2 separate regions of the Homo sapiens genome follow, and region 2 is linked to region 1. A link is a contact called in ENCODE Hi-C or POLR2A ChIA-PET data. All regions are on one chromosome and are shown on one strand. Each heading gives the region's core, a stretch centred on a gene start or an enhancer-like site at or near the end of the contact. The rest is flanking DNA. Distances are from core to core; before and after follow the strand shown. Region 1 overlaps MRTFA (myocardin related transcription factor A). Region 2 overlaps MRTFA (myocardin related transcription factor A).

Region 1 (3,542 bases), core at 686-3,185:
AGGGGGACTATGTATGCTGTAGCCATTTCACCTATCACCTGTCCTCCACTAGTGGTGCACCACCCTTTGTACATGAAGATGATGTCCTCAAGATGTTCTGGTGAATTGTTCTTCTAGAAGTTGGGTTTGTGCCTTTGGGTTTGTGCCTTACCCTTTGGGGATAGCCAGTGTGGGTTGTTGAGGCAGCAAGTCAGCCAGGGTTTTAGACAGAGAATCTCTGGCTGTGGTACAGAAACTAGCTGGCCTGTAAGTGAATCAAGCCAGTGATTCAACCAAATTACAGCATTTGGTGACAGCAACACCTGAATATATCGACACATATACCATTTGGTTCAGGGCACTCTCACTGGTGTTTCTTCCTTACAAGGGTTCTGAGAGGTGGGCAGATTCTCACTCTGGAAGAAAATTAGACCCAGAAAGCAGTCAAAACCCATGTCACCCAGCAGTAATTGGTAGCACTCAGTACTAGAACACAGATCCCTTGACTGTCTATCCAGAACTTCTGTGAGGTTTCGAACCCGGTTGAGAACCAGAATTCTGGCTGTTTAGATGAAAGTTTAGAGCTCTGCCGCAGAATCCTCCTGTCCTCCTGTCACTAGTCACCTTGTGTCCGTTTCTTACAGAATACTCACTAATTCATCGAGTGAATAATTATTGAGGGTATACTGTGTGCCTGGTATTCTAGGCACTTGGGGAATGCTGTGAGTGACTAAAAAAATAGACAAAACCCTTGCTGTGCTCTGATGGGGACATGTTGTAAATGTAAACGTGGGAGACTGAGAGTAAACAAGAAAAGTATGTAGTATTCCGCCTTTTTTTTTTTTTTTTGAGACGGAGTCTTGCTCTGTCTCCCAGGCTGGAGTGCAGTGGCACTATCTTGGCGCACTGCAACCTCTGCCTCCTGAGTTCAAGTGATTCTCCTGCCTCAGTCTCCTGAGTAGCTGGGATTACAGGCACCCTCTACCATGCCTGTACAAAAATGTTTGTATTTTTAGTAGAGACGGGGTTTCACCATGTTGGCCAGGCTCGTCTCGAACTCCTTACCTCATGATCTGCCCACCTCGGCTTCCCAAAGTGCTGGGATTGCAGGCGTGAGCCACCATGCCCAGCCAGATACGTAGTATTTATATAAAGACTGTCAAGACAGTGATGAGTGCTGCGGAGAAAAATGAGGCAGAAAAGGAAGCTGGGGTGGGGTGGACAGTGTCCGTTTTCTCTTGATTCTTTGTACTTACTGTCTCATGCATGTGCTAAGCTTTCCAAGAGCCAAGGTTACGTGTGATGCATCACACCCGGGTTCCTGCAGAGCAGGACGTTTGGAGTTGAGCTAGCGTTACACAGTAGAAGCAGGTGCAGGGGGTGTCTATTTACCCACTGAAATGCCCACGACCTGCCCATGTAAGAAGTGGGGAATCCTGGATAGTGCCCAGGTAGGTTGGGGAGGTAACTTGTACTGGTTTTTCTTTGATGTTATTTGTTAAATCTAGAGCTCCCCCTTCTGTTAGAAGATGGGATCTCAGTAGTACTTTTAAGACTGTAGTTTCTTTTTTATCTTAAGATTCACAAAAAATTTTTAAAAATAAATACCACTGGGACAATTGAAGCTTTCTTCTGGGACTGCTGTTGCTGAGGCCCAGCCCCCCGCTGGGGGTGGAGAGGAAGGAGGAAGAAGCACAACGGCCCAGGCAGGATAGGGTCCTATCTATGCTCTCTTGCTACTTTTAGCAGCTCCTTAACCCTGCACTCCTACCGCAGCCAGCAGCCTAGCAAAAGTTATCTCTGCTCGCAGTTTCACAGCTCTTTGGAAATTCTAGGGCAGGAGAAGTGAAACTGACCACAGTCTTATAAATTTCTCTCTTATTGCCTCTGTTCCCTACTTGAAGTGAGTCAGGCCTTTCCCTCTCATCCTCAGAGTGTCTTAAGTTGCTATTTGTCCTTACAGCCAAGTTTTTGACAAAAGGAGTCAGACCTTCCATTCATGGTGCAGCCTTTCTGGAGGCTCTTGGTTTGGTCTTGCCACCTGAGTGTTGTTTGCAGAAGTCGAGACTTGTGGTCTTTGTGTGGTATCCCCAGAATAGAGCTGAGCCCTTCGTCTCAGCTGTCGGTTGTGTGTGTTCCTTCACATACAATTGCCATGGGGTTCTTTTAGTCCTTAGAGATGAAATTCAAGTTAATTTTAGCAGCACTATAAATAACAGGTGCAGTGAAGAAGGAAATAGTGCCGAGTGGACATATATCTTTTTGGTTTTAACTGTCCCATTGAAACAGTTTGGCCACTTTATGATTCCTCGTGAGGTTGAGGAAGTAAGGTTAATTTGGCATGCATCTGTGCCCCTTCCTGTGTGCAGGTGTCCTGAGAATAATGTGAGGCCTAGCAGGCGTTCTTGGAGTCCTAGCTGAAGGGGGATTTGCGGCTGACGGTCCAGTCATGGGCCAGGGTGTTTGTTAAAGTTACATTCCATGGGTGCACTTTATATAGCCCAAGCTTAGGCAGTGACAGTTCCCATTAGGAGTCATATTTTGGTTTCTACCAAAACTGTTTGAATGGGGTAGCTAAACCATAAAGATACATGCTTACTCAGGTGTCATTGCCTTCACTTCAACTGATATTTATAGTACTACTAACAGTAATGTGATTTTTTTTTTTTTTTTTTGGGGGACGGTTTCTCGCTCTGTTGCCCAGGCTAGAGTGCAGTGGCGCAATCTCGGCTTACTGCAAGCTCTGCCTCCCAGGTTCACGCCATTCTCCTGCCTCAGCCTCCCTTGTAGCTGGGACTTCAGGCGCCCACCACCACCACGCCTGGCTAATTTTTTGTATTTTTAGTAGAGACAGGGTTTCACCATGTTAGCCAGGATGGTCTCGATCTCCTGACCTCGTGATCTGCCTGCCTCAGCCTCCCAAAGTGTTGGGATTACAGGCGTGAGCCACCACGCCCAGCCAGTAACATGAATTTAAGATGCCTTCTCCACTGAATATCGTAGCACTAGACATGATGCTTCGCTTGAAGGTAATCTTTACGGTTCTTCTCTCAACAGCTTTGAAAAGTCCAGCCGCATTTCATGAGCAGAGAAGGAGCTTGGAGCGGGCCAGGGTAAGGTACCTTTTTTCCCCCTCAGAACTCCCAAAGAGCATTTTCAGAGCTCATTGCATTGCTGGTTATATTTCCATTTAGAGCTTTCCATAGAACTCTGAGGCCAGAGCCTGCTAGACTCTAGGGCCAGCCCTGGCCTTGTGGTTTTAAATGGAAAGCTCTGCTTCTCCTACTTCATCCCTTCTCTCATTTACCTCCCATGGTGATTATATGGAACATGATTGGAATGAGGTTTCTCTTTTTGTACATTTAAGGATATGGAATGATCACCCGATCCTCCTTGCCTGAATTTTGGAGTGCTTTGGAGACCACTGGTATTTCCCCATCTTTAATTCCACTTAACGTTTTGTAGATGTTGGGACACAAACATTAGCCAATGGAAAAGCTTCCCAAGTCCGGGGTTACACTGGCCACACCTCACAGGACGGGCATTCCAAGGGGCAGGAAACC
Region 2 (3,503 bases), core at 113-2,612, 56 kb before region 1:
ATAAATACTCAGGAATAGGATTACTGGGTTTTATGGTAAGTGTAAATTTATAAGAAACTCCCAAACTGTTTTTCTACATAGCATTATCGTTTTCCATCCTCCTCAGTAATGTCTGGGAGTTCCAGTTGCTCCTCATCCTTGATGACAAATCATTTATTGCTGGTATTTGTATTCTGACAGTAGCCAAGTAACAATCTCCACATGCTCTTGCTGGAAAAATTGTTGCTTAAATTAAGGATTTCTCATGTAAATTTTTCCTCTTTCATTTTCCTTTTCCTTTTCTTTCCACTTTATAAATATTTATTGAGCAGTTTACAGTGCAAGGGATGGACGAGCATCAGTGATTTTACTCTCAAAGTGCCCCTGTTGGCCCTGTGAGTAGAGGTCATGGCAGATGATTGTGACACTTTTGATTCTTATACTTTATCTAGTTTCCTAGTGGAACAGATTGATCAGCATAGAGGTTTTCATTTTTGTGTCTCTATACTGCATGCCTCGCTTAGCTTTCAAGTGTGAGGAACCTTGTAGGGAGAAGAATATGGTGGCACATCTGGTTCCAGCTGTGCTGTCAGCCTTAATATCTTCCCCCTTCTGTTTAGGTGGAAATGCCAGTGTCATGGTGGCCTTTGTTTTCATAATCAGCTGGGTAGATTTTTCAGTTGCCTGTTAGTGTAGCTGTCCTGATTTCCTTCCTAATGATGTGAATGATGGGACTGTGACATACAAGGAGTAAAATCAAATGGTGAGGTAAGCTGAGGTCAACAAGATAAGGGTTTGAATCCCAAATTTTGGTGGGTTGTCACTATTGTGCCAATATATTATCTCTGACTCTAGCCAGCATCTTAAGAGCCTATATTGTCTTTCTAAAGGAAAGGTCAAATATGTATTGAACTGTATCTTCTTTTAAATATTTTGTCAGCAAAGTGTTTACAAATTGGTGAGAAGTGTCCATTTGTTTTTTCATTCATTGAGTACACTTGCCAGTTAACCATTACGTTTATGGTTCCCACATCAGTACTGTGATAGGACTTTTTTCAAAGTAAATTCTTCCTGAGTTTTTCCTTTGGTACCTCCCCCCTCTGCTTTTTGGTATCTTTTATCTTCAAACATTTTAAAGATGAATGTGTCCAGTAAAATAATGTTGTGTTATAGCTCCTTGTTCCATTTTGGGTGCAGGCTTTGTACAAGAAGGGAGGGAGGGCAAGAGAGAGAAGAGGGAACCTAGTCATGTGATACTGCTTGTCTGGCAGAAGCCTTTTGGTTCTGAGCAGAGAAACCAACTGTTTACTATTTTGGGTGAATGAGGTTGGTTGGTTGCTATGAGCATTTTCTCTAAGGGAACCCTCTCCTCTTCCAGCTCTACACATTGAAATCATCTCAGTTCTGCTTTTTGGCATTTGGATAGAAGAGGGAGGTGTCTGTGTCTAGGCCCAGTGCTGACAGGAAGAAATGTTTTGCCAGTAGAGTTACTGATTCTGACCTTCTGCTGTCACTGCTTTTAATGCCCCACTCCCTAAGTAAACTTGGGATCTAACTGTTCTTGCAACCCTTTGCACTGTAGAATGAAGTGCCCACTTTAACTTAAAGAGCAGGGCTAATCAGATCTTCGGCAAATAATAAATGGCCTCTTTAAGGAGAGAGGGAAGGAAGAGTGGTTTATTGCAGCATTGGCCTGTGGAGACTCGAATCTCCTCCAGCATGCTGGAGGAGAAGGCCAAGATTCATCAGTCCACCTGCAGGATTCTGCCACTCTCGTGGATTGTCCTGAAGCCGAGAAAGGACAGCTATTACTCAGCAGTGTGCCTGACCCATTATCACAGTTTGCGGGAAGGTTCGAGTATTTGTGCCTTTGGGATTTGCATGCTTTTGTTTCCTTTCAAACTTAACTGCTGTCTTTTATCCCAGTCCTATTTCTCTGTAGCCATCCAAGCTTTGACTTTGGGTGGTTTATTCTCCCAGGATTTGTATTAAAGTTTGTTGAGCACCCAACAAATAGATAACTGAACATAGTACTGTAGGGTGCATTTCATGACCTGGTGGAACAGTGATTAGGATGTTTCACTTTCTTACTCCTTTTTTCCCCACCGTGCAGAGCTCATATAGCCAAGCCTAGATTGTGGAATAAGGGAAGAAAAAACTTTTCTTTAATAAGGCGGAATTACTCTTTATGTGGGTCAGATTCAATGTTTTATCCATAAAATGCACTTTGGCCTTAGGTACTATACAAATGGGAGCTATTGATGATCATTTCAGTTTCTTCTGTCTGTTGAATACTTGAAAGTAGATAGATAACCCTTTAAGGTTTATAACACTAAGACATCATAATTTAAAATAAAATAACACTTGGAAGGCTTTTTACTTGTATTGCGTCTTAGTTTTGCTTAGGGTGAACAATTTGGACTGGTCTTATCAATATTAAAAGAGTTTGCCTATGTGAACAGCCTTCCTTCATAGTCTTGGTTTTGTTTTTTTTTTAAGACAGGTTTTCACTCCTGTGGCCCAGGCTGGAGTACAGTGGCTCAATCATGGCTCACTGCAACCTCCACCTCCTGGGCCCAAGTGATTCTCCAGCCTCAGCCTCCTGAGTAGCTAGGACTACAGGCGTGCACCACTGCACCCGGCTAATTTTTATATTTTTTGTAGAGATGGGGTTTTGCCATTTTGGCCATGCTGGTCTTGAACCCCAGCCTTAAGCGATCCTCCCGCCTCATCCTCCCAAAGTGCTGGGATTACAGGTGTGAGCCACCGTGCTCGGCTTCTTTCATAGTCTTATACTGCAGGAAAAGAAAATCCTTTGGGAGTAGAATGGACACATTTGAGTTATTTAGAAAAGTTCACTTTTAAATTTGAGGAAAATTCTTTTAGAAGAGTTCTAGGTTATGAAAAAAACGACAATAGGAGCTTTATCCAAATCCTGTCAAATATGAATAAAAGAGAATTGTCAATATTTTCTTCTCCTATCTTGGAAACCCTAATTATCTACTATCAGAATTTATATACAATGTATAATAATTATGTAAATGCTACTTTTCTAAACACTTAGACATTTCTTTTGAGTTTTCCAGATTTCTTTGGGATTTTAATAATTTTAACAGGATGATTTGAGCCTGTGGAGTCAGCAATGAATGGACACATCGAAGACGAGATGGAGTGATTATCAGTGCCCAGTTTGCAGAGAGAATATTTTTTTTCTTCTTTTCTTTTCTTTTTTTTTTTTTTGAGATGGAATCTCACTCTGTCGCCCAGGCTGGAGTGCAGTGGCGCAATCCCTGCTCACTGCAAGCTCCGCCTCCTGGGTTAATACCATTCTCCTGCTTCAGCCTCCCGAGTAGCTGGGACTACAGGTACCCACCACCATGCCCAGGTAGTTTTTTGTATTTTTAGCAGAGACAGGGTTTCACGTATTAGCCAGGATGGTCTTGATCTCCTGACCTCATGATCCGCCGGCCTTGGCCTCCCAAAGTGCTAGGATTACAGGCGTGAGCCATCGCGCCCAGCTGAGA

What was found. A loop is a pair of places that touch in the nucleus more often than their neighbours do. ChIA-PET counts read pairs that join two places held with the same protein, here RNA polymerase II (POLR2A). Pooled maps may share reads with other maps.
Region 2: a loop to region 1 is called in a map of B cell, with 10 times the contacts of the local background. The contact joins two enhancer-like sites. A Hi-C loop is called at or near these places in 76 of 168 maps with a recorded cell type or tissue (A673, B cell, CD14-positive monocyte and 47 more), 37 of 37 single-sample maps with no recorded cell type and 43 of 50 pooled maps. POLR2A ChIA-PET finds 5 or more read pairs at or near these places in 19 of 52 experiments (A549, BJ, CD4-positive, alpha-beta T cell and 16 more).

The regions. Positions count from the first base shown.
Region 1 is chr22:40,435,049-40,438,590 of GRCh38, reverse strand. MRTFA (myocardin related transcription factor A) reads left to right here. Exons shown (of 15, transcript NM_020831.6): 5 at 3,037-3,092. Among named protein-coding and RNA genes, the nearest start is that of SGSM3, 66 kb to the right of the region's middle. RefSeq lists enhancers at 1,561-1,610, 1,681-1,730, 1,851-1,980, 2,241-2,300. Within about 2 kb of position 1,935, at least 22 of the 41 ENCODE cell types and tissues checked have a DNase peak (open chromatin) inside an H3K27ac peak, as active enhancers do; they include B cell, CD14-positive monocyte, OCI-LY7 and 2 more, where a contact is called at or near this core.
Region 2 is chr22:40,490,315-40,493,817 of GRCh38, reverse strand. All of the region lies in intron 3 of MRTFA (myocardin related transcription factor A), which reads left to right. Among named protein-coding and RNA genes, the nearest start is that of MRTFA-AS1, 30 kb to the left of the region's middle. Within about 2 kb of position 1,362, at least 7 of the 41 ENCODE cell types and tissues checked have a DNase peak (open chromatin) inside an H3K27ac peak, as active enhancers do; they include B cell, CD14-positive monocyte, OCI-LY7 and 2 more, where a contact is called at or near this core.